Linked DNA regions of Mus musculus: region 2 is linked to region 1. Evidence: chromatin loops called from intact Hi-C (ENCODE). Cell type or tissue: left cerebral cortex. All regions are shown on one strand. Links, peaks and the distances in the headings refer to the core of each region. The heading gives the core; the rest is flanking DNA. Region 1 holds the start of Eaf2 (ELL associated factor 2). Region 2 overlaps Fam162a (family with sequence similarity 162, member A).

The links. Peaks named below come from ENCODE experiments on the same cell type or tissue, not always from the same donor. Only the 100,000 strongest peaks of a DNase experiment are listed, where the experiment ranks them.
Region 2: a loop joins it to region 1, with 2.3 times the contacts of the local background. A loop is called at or near these places in 3 of 42 quality-filtered maps.

The regions. Positions count from the first base shown.
Region 1 is chr16:36,823,124-36,832,272 of GRCm38, reverse strand. Eaf2 (ELL associated factor 2) reads left to right here and starts at 4,014. Exons shown (of 6, transcript NM_001113401.1): 1 at 4,014-4,222; 2 at 7,521-7,615. The coding sequence starts at 4,117. It overlaps Iqcb1 (IQ calmodulin-binding motif containing 1), which reads right to left and starts at 3,873. Exons shown (of 15, transcript NM_177128.4): 1 at 3,781-3,873; 2 at 3,200-3,269; 3 at 659-771; 4 at 282-444. The coding sequence starts at 758. In left cerebral cortex, for the core only: no CTCF peak of the experiment used is centred there; DNase peaks (open chromatin) are centred at 3,226, 3,726 and 3,938; H3K4me3 peaks cover 1,855 bases; H3K27ac peaks cover 622 bases.
Region 2 is chr16:36,043,557-36,052,705 of GRCm38, reverse strand. Fam162a (family with sequence similarity 162, member A) reads left to right here. Exons shown (of 5, transcript NM_027342.2): 2 at 298-420; 3 at 2,756-2,864; 4 at 6,219-6,327; 5 at 8,615-8,862. The coding sequence ends at 8,707. Among named protein-coding and RNA genes, the nearest start is that of Wdr5b, 6.9 kb to the right of the region's middle. In left cerebral cortex, for the core only: a CTCF peak has its summit at 4,960 (motif pointing left); no DNase peak of the experiment used is centred there.

The DNA of each region.
Region 1 (9,149 bases), core at 674-8,673:
AATCTCTACTGTTAAGTTTTCCAAGTACAGAGCTTTAATTTCTTCAAATATTTGAGTCAAAAAGAATACATTAGTTAAGTAGGACTCAAGTGGCAAACAAACGACATAATCATGTGTAAAGAAATCTTAGGACAATCAATTGCACCTGAAGTTACAAACAAGAGCATACAGTGTGAAAGATAAGTACAATCAAAACATATAGGAGATTCCTATTCTTAATAGAATGACAAAAAAATAATTATTGAAAATTAGAACAAGCTGATCTGTTTGCTTCATTTTACCTTAGTATCTGTGTAAGCTGGGAAATTGTAGACCAACCACCCTGGATTCGAGAAGAATCTTGACTGAGGACCAATAGACAATACTGAATGAGGTCATAACAATATATATCTTGTTTAACTTTCTTTAACTCTGAGCTTCCCAAAGGGGTGTTGTTTATTATTTCTAAGGAAAAAGAAAATAATATATACTTATTTTTGCTCAATTCATCCAAGAGATACTTGTATTTATATGTTGTGATCATTAAAAATATAGCAAAAAAGAGAATTTTATTCCACAGTGTTAAGGTTTCTCCAAACAAATTAAAATACTAACATTGTGTCATGACAGAACTAGTATTTACCTAATGTCTTTCCTAACTATAAAAGTATTTTCTTACCTTTTAACTTCAATAATATAACAGGAACATTTTGTTCAGGACTTTTTGCAACTTCAGCAGCTAAAGACAAGATCCTTGGGTCTGTACCGGCTGGCTTCATTTTTTTCTACCACCTATGCTTAAACATAATAATTTTTAAAAACTCAAATGTATTAAGAATCAGAAATTGTACCAGCTTCACATTTACTCTCTCTGTGCAACAATTCTAATATAGACTTCATACAGGAGAAACAGACTGTACAACGAGTTGATATGGCAGGCTTAACTACAGCCTTTTCTTCAAAGGTCATTTTACAAGACTGGCTGTTGGCTAGTATCTAGAATGTGGATTTCAGAAGGATTTTTATTGTTCTCTTATAAGCTTAGATCACTGTGCCAAATCTATTATAAATATAATGGTTGTGGTAAATAAACATGTTTTCCTTTTAGATTCTGAGAATTCTGGTATTTTCTTTGTCTGATTTTCAATACATAATAGATACCTGAGGCATTTTACCAAGAGGTTTATTTAGCTCACAGTTCTGGAAGTTCAAGGGCCTTATGTCAGGGCACTGGCTTCTGGTGAAAATTGTCTTGGCTTTCCCATATTACAGATGGTATGATAGCATGAATAGAAGATATATAGCACAAAAGACTTGAGAGAGACTAAGGAGGGGGGCAGGCCTTTTTATTAACAGTCTTCTCTTAAGGACTATCTAAACTCTTACAAAAACTTTATCAATTCTTTTGAGGGTGGTGAGCCCAATGATATCTTGATGGTTCCATTACCTCTTAGTATTGGCATAAAGAACCAATCTTTCAATACAAACCAGTAAAAATTCTGGTCACTGAGTGTCTGATAGGCATCTCTAATAGAAAATACTTCACAGGTATGGTCACAACTGTTTTCCTTAAGAAATTATGTATACTCTGTAATTCTACTAGAAGTGGGTCTTGGAAGACTGTGCTTGGTTTTCTGCGGATTGTATCCTATATGATCTTTTCACTTTACTGACTTTGCTTTACATATCTTCACTATAAAGTACAGCTACAAATAAGACAATGTATGTGTTGAATCCTGTGAGCCCGTCCACCTAATCACTGAACCTGGAGATGGTTTGGAAAACCCCACATACTAGACCTAAGAAATGTTATGAAATTATAACAAAATTTAAAATTACTTATAGTCTATCAATTCTAAAATTCAAAAATCCACACCTCAATTTTTTTTTACTAAAGCTTTTCTATATAAGTCTATATAGTTTTCTAGGTAGTTTTCTATAGTTTTTTACTAAAACTTTTCTTTATAACTTTTCTATATAAGTATTTGAAGCTCAATAGTATCATTAATATAAAACATATTTTAATTAATAAACATATTTATTATGAAGAACTGTGCTAAATGGGTTTTAATGCATTATTTTATCCTTTCAATGGGGTTATGAAATAGTTACCATAATCATCTTAAATGTGCAGTTAAGAAAAATAAAACTTAGCTGGACATAGTGGCACATGCCTTTAAATCTCAGCACTTGGGAAACAGAGGCAGGTGGATCTCTGTGAGTTCAAGACGGACCTCTATATAGTGAGTTTCAAGACAACCAGAACTATAGTGAGACCCTCTTCTTGAGTAAAATATAAATCATTAATAGACAAATCCACTGAAACTATTTTAAAGAAAGCCCAATAACATTCCTAGCATGTAGAAGATGTAAAACTTTCCAAGAGAATGCATGTTGTCTTACTCTTTCCGGTGTCTACATTATCCTGTTCTTTGTAAGAATTCATCAAAATATGCTTAAACATTCCCTTCACTGGTGGCCATTCTGATTGCAAATTACTTTATACAATATGGTAATAAAATCAATGTGAAAGTATACATCCACTCACTTGTGCCACTGAACAAATCCCTCTTGACATTAGATGGCCACAAAATCAACCACCTGGGTTTCTCTAAACCAGTGTTTTCATCTATGAACATAATAGCCATCCCTTGTCCCTAGACTTCAAAATTTATAAGGCATTCAGCAATGATTAAGTCTAAAAATATGAAAGTATTGCTGAACCCAAAATAATTATTTAGAGAGCATGTATTAACTCATTTAACCACCTCAACAATTCTAAGGAATGGCATTATTTTTTACATAGCTATTATTATTTCCCCAATTCTAATGATAAACACATTTGTTTGATTTGCTTGCACAAAAATCACATTGAGAGTATGAAGCTGACGTACAAGCCCAGAGATTCTGGCTTCAGAACCTTCGTGCATAAATACATTGAACAATCTCTCCTTGTATCTTTAAAGGGTAGAAGGCAAAAAATAATCCCTCATCCATCTGAAAAAAATAAATTGACAAACCTATTTAAGGTAGAAGTGCTGAAAGCATAGTCTGATGCCACAATTAACCTGAAGAATCACCTGAGGGGGCTCACTGTAGACTTTCTCTGAATAATCCTCCAATACAAAGCACGCTTTCTCCTACTTCATAACACTTCTGTGAGGTGGGGTGTGTGTGTGTGTGTGTGTGAAGGCAATTATCAATCAATTGACGCTCTTACCCTACTGCTAGACTGATCTCTGAGAAATCAAGAGTCCCAAGGCCGCGCTCTTCAGTGCTTCCAGGAATCACTACAGAAACAAATGCCAGAAACAAACGTACAGCAGTCAGTTACCCCTAACCCTAGGCTTCTCCGTCGCCTCCGGAAACGCCCCCTCCTCAGGTCCTAACCCCGGCGGGAAAAGCCTGTGTTTTTAAAGGGCTAATTAAAAAATAATAAATAAATAAATAAATAAATAAGAAAGAAAGAAAGAAGAAAAAATAAATAAATGAACGGCCCTTAAAGGTAACTGCGCGGCTTCCAGAGGTTTCCAGTCTGGTCACATCACCTGAGGGGGCGCGGCTGGGGTTCCAGACCCGCCTCAGAGCAGCTAGGCCTCAGGAGGCCCCAGGCCTGGGCCCGGCCGCCACCTCTCGTCAGGCGTCCGTTTCCACACCAAACCTGCGGGCCCGGCGCGGAGGAGGCCCACGCTCCCGTTACCAGGCCCCGCCAGGCAGTTCTGCCCTGGGTGTCTGGCGTCCTAGCTTCCCCGCCCCCCTAGGGCCTTTCCTCCATCCCAGCCGCCATCTCGGGTCTGTTACCTCATCTCTTTCCCCGCGTCCGTCCACCTCAGGGCCCGACCCGCACAGCGTACCTCAGCGAGGCGGTCTCCGCCGAGCTGTGTGCGTCGCGACGCGGGAAGGGGGCTAGGGGCGGGGATGGTGGCCAGGGGCGGGGCGGGGCCCTGGGGCGAGGGGCGGGGCAGGTGTCTCCAGACAGCCAATCAAGACTCGGGGCGCTCCAAGGGGCGGCCGCACGCGTCTGGAGGTGAAAGGAGCTGGTCCCGGGCACCGAACTCAAGCTCGCAGCCAGTGCAGCTGTTCCAGAGGCTGTGGCAGGGGACGGCGAAGGCCAAAAGCGGGAGGCAGGGGACGAGGATGAGTGGACCAGCGGGACTTGCATACCTGGACCGTCGCGAGCGGGTTCTCAAGCTAGGCGAAAGTTTCGAGAAGCAGCCGCGCTGTGCCTTCCACACCGTGCGCTGTGAGTGCAGACTGTACCCCGGGTTCCTTCTGGGATGGGAGGGTGGTATGGAGACAGACTCCTCCGGATTCTGTAATTCTGTCCCCGCCGCTCTTTGCTCCCCGGGAGACCAGATGGCACAGTGATCCACTACCCAGTTGCCAGCCTCTGTGCAGGCACCTGGCGTCCCACAGTGTAGGAGAACCCTGGAAGGGTTTAAGTGAGACTGACAGACCTGAGAGGAAGTTTTGTGGGACGATCTGCACGGGTGGCTGTGGAGACTAGCGTGACAAGTGGATGGTGCAGAGTTTGAAAAGGTGACAGACAGATGGAACAAAGGACCGAATGCAGGGCAAAAGTGATGTGGAGAGGCCACAAGGACATTTCTTCCCCATTCTGGCTGATGAGGGTTCCCATTTAGTTTGTTCTTGGGAAGAGATTGTCAGCTGTCTCAATCGTTTGTATCTCTTTCCATCTCAGATTTCATGGTCAACTAAGTAATTACTGATTATCAAAAATTGAAAGATTTTTTTATCTAGTTTCTTTACTTTAAAAATCTACCTCCTAATGATTTCTACCCTTTGGTGTTTTGTTCTCTGGGATCTATTTTAATAGGTTATCTCTAATATTGTTGAAAAAGAGGTTATAATGAGCCTTTTCGTTTTAGTAATTAAATGAGATGCCAGCACGAAAAATATAACTTAATTTTGTATGTAAAACTTCTTTTTTGCATAATAGGCCACAGAATTCTAGCGCATAAGGGAAAGGTCACTGAGTTGTGACCTCTGTGTGTGTGTGTGTGTGTGTGTGTGTGAAATTGTAGATTTTTTTTCACATCTCTTTTGCAGCCCAGCTCTTCTTTACTGTCTGCTTGTCCTACATTCTCCACCATTCTGTCCTTTTCCTTACAAGGTTTATATTCTGAAAAACACTCATTTAAAACTCAGTCTTCAAAGTTTAAGTTGTAGACAATTCATCTATAATAACTCAGAGTAAATGTAGGAAGAACCAATGGGTTTAACCTTCCATTGATTATATTTAAGCTTTATAAAAAGGCTGCATTAAGCAAAAATATCATGTTTTGGTGGAATAAATGGGAGAAGTTTACCAACAGAACTTCAGTAGTGCTCCTTGTTTATTTTGCTCTGGGTTACCATCCAGAGTTCCCCACAATGAATCAGTGAGTGTTGTGCAGCCATAGTCTCTCTCCCTCTCTCCCTCCCTCTCTCTCTCCCTCTCTCTCTCTCTCCCTCTCTCCTTCTCTCCCTCCCTCCCTCCCTCCCTCCCTCCCTCCCCTCCCTCCCCCTCTCTCTCTCTGTCTCTCTGTCTCTCCCCTTTCCAAAAGCAAGGTACTGTTCTTAACTGACCTCTCAATGCCCCTTTCCCAAGTACTATGTCCTTTTCCTCTTCCTTCTTCTCAGGCATGCAGTGATCTTTTGTTTTTCAGTACAAAGTTTAAAGTTACAAAAAAGTTATTTAGTGATAGATATGTTTATTTTTTTTATGTGTATGTGTGGGCCTGAGTCTATATATGCACATCATATTATGCAGTGCCCTCAGAGACCGCAAGAGAGCCTCAAGTCCCTTGTAAGTGGAGTTAACCGTGGCTATCAGTGACCTGATGCTGGTGCTGAGAAGGACCCAAGTTCTCTGTAAGAACAGCCAGTGGTGCTCTTAACTTCTGAAACATCTCTCCAGTCCCTCGATGTATATATATTTTACAGCTTAGATATGCATTCTCTTCCTACAGATGCAAATCCAAAATTAAATGAATGAAATACAGCTTTTGAAAAGTGCCTTGCAGGTGTTCCTAAGACTTTTATTTATGGGTTCTTTACAGGATTAATTACAGCGTTAGAACTCAAACCCAGGGCTTTGTGCATACTAGTCAAGTGCTCTATCGCTGAGCTACATCCCGGCTTTACAAAAGTTCTTAAGATGTTGAAAACATATTTTCCAAATTAGAGTCGGATAATCGAGCCACAAGAATGACAATAAACAAGCATATGCCAAAAGACAAAGCATAATCACAAGCACAGTAAACAAGCTTAGACTCCACCCTTAGTCCTGCAGAAGACTTAAAAAAATACTGTCTCCCCCCCCCCCCGCCCCACCCTATCCAATTAAGTATAATATTACACAGAATCCTTTTAGGTTTATTTGAACAGGTTCATTTCCAGTGTCCCCTCAGTCTCAAGAACTCGTAAGGAATGGAAACTATATCATATAGTATTTGACATTTATGCAGAGCAGGTGGACCTAATTTAAACCACTCAAGCCAATGCTATTTGAGATTAAGTATTGTTTTGTCTCATATATGGGATAAATCTTGCCTATCTTTTATACGAATGCTTCAGATAAGCCTGTATGTGAACCCTGAACTTCACCAAACCTGTGTGTAACGTGACTTTGGGAACAGTCTCTAAGCTTTCAACCACAGTATTCATAGGTGAAAATGGTAATATCTACCTTTTTGGATTCTTTCCTAGAGAGGTTGTGGTAACATAAAAAAGAATCTAACATGGTATTTAGAACATGGTAAAGAATAAATAATAGCCACCATTAGTTTTTATGAGTTCTATTCAATTATGTACGAGGAGTACTGATGCATGCAACTTGCTTAAATGTAACAATGACAACTTTTAGCAACAAAGATTCACTGCAGAGATCTTCAATAACTCATTAGAGTTAATTTTGGATTTGGGCTACCACCAGCATTATAATTTATATCTATGTAAGAGTTAATAATTAGTAAATCTCCTGTTTCAGTGACATCATTTGTTATTGTCACAGGATGAGCTAATAAGTAGTGACGACAGAAAGGTCTTCTATTCAAGTGGGTCCACCCACCAAGAGTAGTCAAGTGTTACTGGGAGTAAATATCAGAAAACATGCTAGTTTAAACTAGGATTGGATGATGTTGATGCTTACGGTTCCCTGACCAGTGTGGACCTTGGCATCCCTTCCTTGCTCTGATGGATTGTACTCTTTAAACAGTGCCCCAAGGGACTTAACAATTAAGGAAGGGACTTGCTACTTTTCCAGAGGGTCTGGATCTGGTTCTAACTACCCAACATGGCACTTATATCTATCTCTAACCCCAGTGCCAGAGGATCCATTGGTCTCTTCTGGCCTCCTTGGGCTCCAGCGCGTGCATACAAGGAAACAAAACATGCATACACATACAATAAAAGTAGTTAAAACAAAACTACCCAGTGAGTCAAAATAATCCTCTTAGCTGCTTCTGTCACTCTCTGTTCACAGTCATGAGTAATACATTGTCTATCTTATAAACATTGATATTTATATCTATTTTTAGATGACTTCAAACCTGCTTCTATTGATACTTCTTGTGAAGGAAATCTTGAGGTTGGCAAAGGTGAACAGGTGACAATAACTCTTCCAAATATAGAAGTAAGTAGTTCTCTATATGAAGATGAAAGAGGTCTGTTCTAAAGGATTTCCACTAAATATCAATGAAAATATTTATACCATTCATATAATGATGGTTGGTTAAAATGATGAATATTATACAGAGGAAGCAAAATCAACTTTGGCTGAAACAATTTTAAAGTACTTTAATTCATTTAATGGTTTCAAGGAATATCATAGCCAATGACTTGAAAGTGATTACAGGGATAATGATTATAGAATTATAGAATTCCTATTTTAAGTACATCTTTTATGCAAATTCTTGGAACAAATACTTGTTTGGGCCTTCTAGTTTTTTTTTTTTTAATTTTGGAGTATTTGCAAATATGTAATAAATATCTTGTGGATAGATCCTATAAGTGAAATACAAAATTTATTTATTTTTCCATATGCTGTATATACTTAGCCAAAAGATTATTTTATGCATTACTCACAATAACTCAGTAGATGAAACAATTTACAGTATAGAGTTCTCCACTTGTGCTGTTATGTTTGAGCTGAAAAGATGCACACTTTGTAGCATTTCAGACTTTTGAATTGTGAATTCGGGATGCTCACTCTGCTGTTTAGGAGCTGGACTCTTCAGATTCAGCTTCTAGGCTCTGGACCCCTTACCCAAACACTTTCTCTGTTTTTAGGTTTTTCCAAGTGTATCCAAATACTGCAACCAATATTACTTTCATAAAATACAAGTTTTCTTAATTCAGTCCTTGAGCTAGAAATTTCCTATTATCTAGAGTTTTCTTTTGCTTTTCTTTAATAGTGACTTCATCCGTTATAGAAAAAGTTATAGAAAAAAACAACTCCATAACTTTGTGTAACATATTTTTTTAAATGCACTTTTTTGAGACACCTTGCCTTTAATTTTTTGGGAATAGTTTGCGGTTGGCCACTTTACAGTGTCTTACATATATCAGTAAGCTAGCTTGTCGTGGTTAGAGGTATAGCAGTTTTTATCTTCTAGTCTGCTCTCTTTTTCTTAGTTTGTAATTCAGTACCACTTACTGAGACCCCACCACTATATCAGATGGAGTCAGTTGCTGCTTCTGAAGGTTTTCTTAAGGTAGAGCTTTGTATGTGTGTGGGAGTTCGTATTGAATATTTCTCATCTGTTTCCTTAGGAACTGAAGAAAATGAAAAATCAATTGACTATGAGATGTCATGGATAAACTAGCTTTTCAAATCCTCTATTATGATTCTGGTGTTTTTATGCCATTTGGAAATTTATTTGGACGCATCAAACCTTATTTGTTCTATAGTGCCTATTAAGGAGCAAACTGAATGAGCCATTCAATTTTATTTTTATTTTTATACTATTTGAAAACAAGTTTTTACTATAAGTAGTTATACTGTCCACCCCCTTTCTTGCCTCCAGCCCCTCCTTGGCTTCCTTCACTCAAATTCCTCTCATGTCCTCCCATCCCTAGACACTCAAAGGAATGCAGCCACTTCATTATAAAAGTGACTGAAAGGCTTTAAGTTCACAGTGGGGACCACTGTTGCGTAGTTTCAGGCT
Region 2 (9,149 bases), core at 337-8,336, 780 kb after region 1:
GCTCACCCTCTTCTCACTGTGTGACCCCCTCAGGCCTCAGCCTTCCAAGGAGTTAATTTGTGTTTTGTGCATATAAATGACTTGTCTTTAGAGGGGAGGGGAGGTGAACAGGGTCTTGCTATATAGCTGGCCTGAAACTCCATGTAGCCCAGGCTAGCCTCACACTTCTGATGATCTTCCTATCCCTCCTAACTGCTGGGATTATAGGCCTGCACCACCACACTCGGCCACGTGCAGGAATTTCTCAGCTTCAAAAAGCATCAGACTTTCTCTCTAAAATATGTATCTCTCTTTTAGGACATTGTCTTAGGTTATATGAAAGAAATGCTTCCTCGTCTCTAAGGTTTACCAGAAACACTGACTTGAAGAGGATCAATGGATTCTGCACCAAGCCACAGGAAAGTCCCAAAACTCCAACCCGTAAGTTTGTGTTGCTTTGTCTATTTATGGAATAGGCAGCTCACATCCCTACCACACCCTACAACTATTTACAGTCAGAAGAACCCCGAGAGGTTGGCCAGTGTTCCTGTGTCATGCTCAGTCATGTAGTTATGGCGCACAACTGTGTGTGTGTGTGTGTGTGTGTGTGTGTGTGTGTGTGTGTGTGTAGGCTGCGAGTATACATCAACTGTCTTTCTCAACCATTCTTACTTTATTTCTTGAGACAAAGTCACTCACTGAATCTGAAGCTCACCAATTTGCAGACTGGCTGGCCAGCAAATGCTTCTGCCTCCACAGTGCTGAGAGTCTAGGCATGCACCCTCACTCCTGGCTCTTTGTTTTGTTTTGTTTTGTTTTTGGAAGGTCCTGGGGATTGAACTTCTGTCCTCATGATTGACTGAGTCATCTCAACCACATCAAGCTATTATGTTTGGAACGAAATATAATAAGTTTTAGGTTTGACACTGACTTCAGCCATATCTGTCCTACATACCTGAGGCTAAGTAAGCTCTCATCCCTGCCCCCACTGTGGGAAGGAGGGCAGTGCACAGCTGTAGCACAGCAGCGGTACTGTCTGCAGCTTCCTCCTGTGAGTGCCCTAAGGCATCCTCGATGGCTCTCCCTCCTTACTTATGGGACCTTCTCAGAGGACATTGATTCATTCAGACAAATCTGAGATGGCCTTTGTGCCCTTTCCTCCCTAACTGGTCATCTTCATAACGTTTTGTAGTAAGGCCCCGGGTTTGAGGGTCCTCCGGACTCCTTCCCTGTCTTAACTCCGGTTCAGAGCCTAGCTCCTCACTTTTCCATCAGATCTCCCTCCTGCTTGGACTTTTTGCCCAATCTACAGTCTTCCCCTCTGCTCTCTTCCATCCAGTGTGAAGACTGAGATACACAATGCCTTCCTTGCTTCAAAGCACATCTGTGATGGATGGATGGGGTCTGTAGCCCCTGCACTTGGGTGGAATGGGAATTAGCTAAACCACTTTTACTCCTGGCAGGTTTCACTCCCAGCCCAACTGCCCTCTCGGTTAGAGAATGAAAAATATATACCCCAGTTATTTTTAATATGCCTTGACTACCTCAAAAGGCTAGGCAGTTCTTCTCCTTCTCGCTGCTAGCAAATACTCCCCTCTGGTACTTCTGAGTTAACATCATTTTAAAATCTATTTTTCCTTTTAAGATTTATTTATTTATTTATTTTGGTTTTTTGAGGCACAGGGTTATTGTTGTTTGGTTGGTTTGGGTTTTTTTGTTTGTTTGTTTGTTTGGATTTTTTGTTTTTGTTTTGTTTTGTTTTGTTTTGGTTTTGTTTTTTTTGTTTTTTGAGTCAGGCAGGGTTTCTCTATGTAGTCTTGGCTGTCCTGGAACTCACTCTGTAGATCAGGCTGGCCTCGAACTCAGAAATTCACCTGCCTCAGCCTCCCAAGTGCTGGGATTAAAGGCACCAGCGTTAAGATTTATTTTTATTCATATGAGTACACTGTAGCTGTCTTCAGATACCAGAAGAGGGCATCAGATCCCGTTACAGATGATTGTGAGCCACCACGTGTTTGCTGGGAATTGAACTCAGGACCTCTGGAAGAACAGTCAGCACTCTTAACCGCTGAGCCATCTCTCCAGCCCTAAAATCTATATTTCATCTCTACCACTCAAACACAATTGAATTAAGTGGCCACTTTTCCTGATTCTCACATGGGCCTTTACATCTGGTCTTTCTTCTTCCTTGTCATGGCGTATCTCTTCTCTCCTCTCTTCCAGTTCCTAGCCCATGCAAATCCAAAGGTCCTGCCTCAGTCTACCTGCCCAGCCATTGGCCATTGGCTCTTTAATTGGGGACAAGGACCTTCACTGTTTCACTGTCGGGACATGCAGATTCCAGATTTTGGAGGCCAGATTAATTAAAAGAATTAGAACCAATCCCCAGTACTTAGGAGACAGCATCAGGCAGATCTTTTCCTTGGCTTGGGGTTGAAGGTCTTTTGATCTAATCTAAACTGATTTGCCTTGTTCTTATTGTCCTAGAGACAGGCAAGCCTTGCTGACCATCTCAGCTCACCCTCTCCATCCAACTTTCCACTGTAGAGTGAGTGGGGCTCCATGCCTTCTGCTTAATCCTCAGAGTGTTGTGGAATTGTCACTCGGGAAATGAGGCATTCTGTGCAATCCTGCTCACATAACATGAAGCTCTGGGCCAGCCTGCAGTCTCCTGGTGTCTGTGTTAAATGAATAACTGAAAGATACAAATAGCATTTTTTTTCATCACTTGATTTGAGCATTAAAGTCTCAAGCCAGATTCCTGTTTTCCCCACAGAGTCTTACAGACACGGGGTGCCGCTGCACAAGCCCACAGATTTTGAGAAGAAGATCCTGCTGTGGTCAGGCCGCTTCAAGAAGGAGGAAGAGATCCCAGAGACAATCTCGTGAGTGCTGAGCTGGGCCTGTATTCGGCCTGCAGTTCTCACTGGTCTGTAGTGGGAAAAGCAGAGTGCATTTGCGTCCTGTGTAAAACCTGCTGACCAGATGTAGGAACGAACATCCCTCATTCTCTACATGTTCCCACTTAGGAGTACCCAGAACAGAGTGCTGGGAAACTGTAGCTTGTTTCCTAGCGACTGAGGGATCTGTCAGGTGCTGAAGTCAGCTGTTGTTTAGTTACATCTCCTAGCTCCAGAACAGCGCGAAATGGTAATATGCACTAGTTTAGTTTGTTTTTAAGCTTAGCATAATGATCGTAACTATGACCTACAGCATCCACACAAGTGTCAGTCTTGGGAGTAATTGGATGCAGCTGCTTTAGTTTGGATCTTAAACAGCTTCCAAGTGCCCACAGGTGTTGACTCTCTTGGGAAGTCATAGAAACATTAAGAGGTGAGGCCTAGGCAGGTGGTGGTGGCACCTTTAGCCCTGGCACTTAGGAGGCAGAGGCAGGTGAATTTCTGAGTTCAGGGCCAGCCTGATTGGTCTTTAGAGTGAGTTCCAGAACAGCCAGGACCACATAGAAAAATCCTATCTCAAAACCAAAAGGAGGGACTAGGGGTGGGGGGTAAGGCCTCATGGGAAAGATTCAGGGATCCTAATCTCTTCAGCTTTTTTGCTTCCTTCAAGGTAAGTACTACCCGGCCCCATCCTCTCACACTTCTGCAGGGTATCCTGCCCCCACACAGACCCAAAGCCATGGATGCATTAATCTGGGACTGAAACCTCAAAGACCCAAGCAAATTAAACCTTGCCCTTGTCCTGCGCTGGTCACGCTGGTAACCAGGAGGGGTTTCTTCTCCCACCTGCCTCCTTAACCCTCTGCTGCAACTTAGACTTTTTCCGAATTTCTAAGTGATCTCTTCAGGTTCCCCTAAGCCAGAGTTTTGCAGCCTTAGTTAGTACTGTTGACACTTTGAACTGGAATATTTTAGGCTTTATGAACCGCCATGTATGCTGAAAGATGTTTAACCATATCCCTGGCCTCTACCTCTTGATGAAGCAGTACTTTCTTCAAGAATGTCTCCAGGCATTGTCATACTTCCCCTGGGGACAAACCTGTCTCAGTCTTATGCTATAGGCCCTGACTGGCCAGCATGTTGGCCAGGAGTGAAGCTCTCCGCTGTGGGCGTTCTTCTCCTCAGAGTAAGGGGCTTAACTAAGTTCCCTGTCAACGAGAAACTAGTTCTGGGCCTTCTGCCTCTGGCCTCAAGTCACAGTTGAAAAAGACCAGCGTTCAAGCAGCACGTCTTGCCCAGATAGGCAGGTTGTATCTGTGTCACGCTCATAGCGCCCTGCTATGAGCAGGGTGGGAGAGCTTTAGAGAGAGCACGTCATCGTCCCTGGAATTAGCAGCAGGAAAGCTGTAGTCTTCCTTAGCCCAGCTCTTGCTCGTGCCCTGGTTCCTTGATAATATCTTAGCAGAAACGAGATGATCTACACCAGGGGGTGGGGCGTGGGGAAGGGTGCTGTTCAGTGTTTGCTCAGCAAACCTTGCCTCCCTTGTCTCCTTCAAAGATCTTCTCAGACCCGATACTATCTCGCCTTTCATTATTATCATTCTCTGAGGAATTCATACATACATGAAGTGTGATTTGATTTCATTTAGCTACCTATTCCTCCAGTTCCTACCACATTTTCCTTGCAACTTCCTGTGATCTTTTTTTTTTTTTTTTTTTTTAAATCAAACGTGTTCCTTTTGAGATGGGTGGCAACTGTCATGGCCACCCTTAAATCTATTTATAACTGGTCTCCTCAGTGTAAGCTGTGCCACTGTTTGGGAGGATCGTAAGATTTAGTTGACCAATCACATAAAATGGTGTTGTATCAGTTCCTTTTAAGGTGCTTCTATACAACACTATGACTTCCAGATGGTGAGGGCCCAGCAGGCTGCAGACATGAGACTGTCAAACTGTAAGCAGGAGACAGAGAGGGTGAACTAGGAAAAGCATGTGGCTTTGAGACCTCATAGCCCGTCCTCAGCTTCATACTTCTCCCAACAAGACTACGCCTCTTAATCCTCCCCAAACAGTGCCACCTATTGGAGACAAAGCCCTGAGTAAAGGACAGAAAGAATGCTAGTTCTGTGTTGTTGCCCAGGAGCAGACATGACAAGGTTCTAGTCTGAGACCAGGGCCTCAAAGGACTTAACGTTTAGGTTCCTGGGAACCTGCCTTTCCCCTGGAGAAATTGGAATTGTCTGTGTGTGACACACTTGAGATAGCCTGGGATCCTTTCGAGAAGCATTGTATGGCAGCTTTCTGCTGACTCTGTCCCATCCTCCTCGAAGACTCTATAAGATTGTGTACTTCTGTCGGGCAGTGGTGGCGCACGCCTTTAATCCCAGCACTTGGGAGGCAGAGGCAGGTGGATGTCTGAGTTCGAGGCCAGCCTGGTCTACAGAGTGAGTTCCAGGACAGCCAGGGCTTCACAGAGAAACCCTGTCTCAAAAAAAACAAACAAACAAACAAACAAATTGTGTTCTTCTTAATAAACTTGCTTGGCATAAGCTATCAGCTTATGCACGGCCTCCTGGTCCTGACTTCCCATCTTCTTTATTTCCTCATCCTCAACTCTTCCCCTTAGGAACCTGTCACTGAAGAACAGCCTCCTGGTCCAAGTCAACCAAGGATTTATTTGCTCTAGACTGTGGGATGACAGTCTCATTCAAATCACCACACCTGTTAAAAATGTTTTTGTGGCTGGTGGGATCTCCAATGATTTTAGTTAAGCAGTTAAGTAAGCATTCACTGTCTTTAGAATTTGTCCCTGGTTCCTTCCATCCTGCAGGGTCAGTTTCAGAGCCTGGAGAGCTCCATGCACAATTCTGCCTCCCAGGTTCCAGCTCTTATGTCTCATTGTGTGTGCTCAGGGTCCTTCTCCCACCTGGAGACAGTCAGGACTACACAGAGAAACCCTGTCTTAACCCTCCGCTCCCCCAAAAAGTGAAAATGTGGAGTACAAAAAGTATATTAACTCCTCCACGTTTGTTTTCTTTCTGAACTGTGTCTTTGTGAGTTTACTTTAGCTCATAGCAGAGCTTTTGAGAGAAGAATGAGTTCAAGGCCAGCCTGGGCTATAAAGCAAGAAAGACCCTGTCTCCAAGAACAACCAAAAAGATTAGTCTTGAACTTGGTCAACCCTCTCCAAGGTGCTATGAGGTCCCTAGGTCCTAGCTTCTTTTTTCTATTCACAGACATCACTGTCTGTGAATAGAAAACGTTGCGATGCACAGTGTTTGATCCTGCTACAAGTTGAGAAAGAGAAGGGTTAATACGGCTTTCTCGTTCTGTTGCTAGATTTGAGATGCTTGATGCTGCGAAGAACAAGCTCCGGGTGAAGGTCAGCTATCTAATGATTGCCCTGACCGTGGCAGGATGCATCTATATGGTTATTGAGGGCAAGAAGGTGAGAGTGGGCTCCTCTCGGCCTCACCATGCTTTCCCCAAAGATGGAGGAACGTGGTGCCTGGCTCACACCTTAGCTCTGTGAAGGGGAACACGTCGTGTGAATTTACTGGCTCGCAGAATACTCTGTATTAGTGTACTGACTGAGTGCTCAGTGCACTCCAGGCCCTTCTGAGTGGTGTCCTCATGTGCCCCTCACAACTGCTTTGCTAGACAGATGCTACCATGAGAGGAGGAAAGTGTAGCTTCGGATGCTTTAGCAGCAGGCTGGAGAAGGAGAGCTCAGCGGCAGAGGCCTGATGACATGAGTTCAGTCTCTTCGTCCCAATAGCTGGTAGGAGAGACCCAACTCCTAAGACTCACCCTGGATGTTCCACATGCACTCTGGAGCACATGTGTGTTTGCACACACACAATAAATAATAGCGTTTTAAAGTAAGTATTGGCATATACTTGCCCAAAGCCATGCATTTCCCTAATGACAGAATTGGAACCTAGACATAATTGAGGTAAAGCTAAAATTGCTCCTCAGTACAGAATGTGTGCTCTACAGCAGCAACTGTTAAGCTCACTGGATGTGAGAACCTGAGAGCGCTTTCTCTCAGCAGGCTTTGTAATGAAGGAACCTGAAGCTCACATGCACCATACACTTTCCAGAACTCACATAGTAAATGGAGACAAAAACTTGAAATTAAAAAAAAAAAAAATTCAAGCTGGGCGGTGGTGGTACACGCCTTTAATCCCAGCACTTGGGAGGCAGAAACAGGCGGATTTCTGAGTTTGAGGCCAGCCTGGTCTACAGAGTGAGTTCCAGGACAGCCAGGGCTCTACAGACAAAACAAAAATAATCAAAAGAAAAACTTTAGATCTAATTTTGCATGTACCAAATATCCTATTAAACCATCTTGTTATTAAGATATAGTTACTCTGGAGGCTGGAGAAATGGCTCAGTGGTTAGGGCCTCTTGCTGCCCTTGTAGAGAATACCCAGGTTCGGTTCCCCAGCACCCACATGGCAGCTTACAACCATCTGTAACTCCAGTTCCTGGGAACCTGGCACCCTTTTCTGGCCTTCACAGATACCATGCACATATGTGTACATGTACATACATACAGGTAAATATCTATACACACAAAATAAAAATAAGTAAAATGTAGTGTGTGTGCGCCTGCTTTTAAACTCAGACACACACTTTGAAAATCATGTCTAGTTCTGTGTTACAGCTTTCACACAGAGAAACTGTTAGTCCATATTTAAAAGCTACCTCTGAAGAAGCACTTGTCAACTGATCTTCTCCTGAGCAACTCCAGAGTAAAAAGGAAGGGAACTGGGGACTCTGCGGTGACACTGCGGTCACATAAACGCACTAGCCATTTCAGTCTGGCCTCATAGGGGCACAAAGGGCCACGGGGGCTGACCTGGGAGAAGTTCTCTTGAAAGTGAGCCTGTTCTACTTCACTTTTCCCATCTCCTCGTGTGACCTCTGACCTCCCATTCATGGTTCTCAGACTGAAAGCTTTAGAAGCCTGTGCACGGGCACGTGGGTTTCTAGAAGTGTGAGAGATGGCTGGCTGACGTTCAAGATCTCCAGGAGTGAATCCCCCTAGGACGTCCTCCAGCACCTTCCAGGCTGTGCTAGGAGGAGAAGCTTTTGCGCTAACGTCATTTAGGAGAGGAGTTAGTTACCATCATGCTTTGTCTTACCGCTGACATTTGTTTCCCATCCATTTTCTCCTCCCACCAAACTCTTCACATGTGCAGTAACATGGATGTCAGAAAATCCACATACTTGACATAAACATTGGTCTGATTATAGAAGCTTCATACAACTTTAACAGTTCCCATTGAGGGAAGCCAAAGAAATGGCAGGGGCTCCCCTGCTGCCAGTTGCTTTGAAGGGGTGGAGTTCTGGGATAGATAATTCTAGAAGTCATCAGGGATTCCCAAAGCTGCATGTTTTGTTAAAAGAAAAGGCTAGAAAGACAGGAAAGTGTACACGAGTTAGGGAAGCAGAAAGGAGAAAAGTGGAGGTGAAGTGCTGTATATTGTAGAATAGGGAAGGGTGTGAAGAAGACATGGGATTGTAGAGAGGCCGCACATGCAGAGAAGGGGGAGCTGTGTATTTCTCTCCCGGGAGGGGGTGGAAGGTGTGTAGAGAGCATGACTGTCCAGTGTCCAGGCAGCTGACCACTCCTGGCCTGTGCTGCACAGCTAGCCTACTGCTCTCAGCACAAGGGGAGAACAGCCTTCCAGACCTGCCATCATCTCTCCAAATGTATTTCCTTTTAGGCTGCGAAAAGACATGAGTCTTTAACAAGCTTGAACCTGGAAAGGAAAGCCCGTCTGAGAGAGGAGGCAGCTATGAAGGCCAAAACAGACTAGAAGTATTTGGAAAACCCAGGAGTAAGGCTGCAACAAGAAACCTGCTTTACAAAGGATACAATCTGAGACTCACTTTGCAGACATGTATTTTGCACAGATGTATTCCACTTCCCTATTAATGCTGTAGAGGAACAAATACATTTTCTTAAAGAATGACTTGTCTTTGTTTTGTTGCTTTCATCCAAGTAAAACCTAGCCTCCCCACTGTGCAAAGTGGAAAAGAGGCAAATAATTCCAAGTTTATAGTATTATCTCTTCTTGGGAGTATCAGGTTCATTAGCTAGCTTCTTCTCACCTACCAAAGGTGAGACATGAGTCCTATAGGTCTCTCTTATGTATACCATGCCTGACAGGATAAGAAGCCAGGGTGTCTTTGTGAAGGCTGGCTCCCCATGCACTGAATGGTCTGGCATGGCAGTAGGCAGAGGCATTTTGAAGAGCC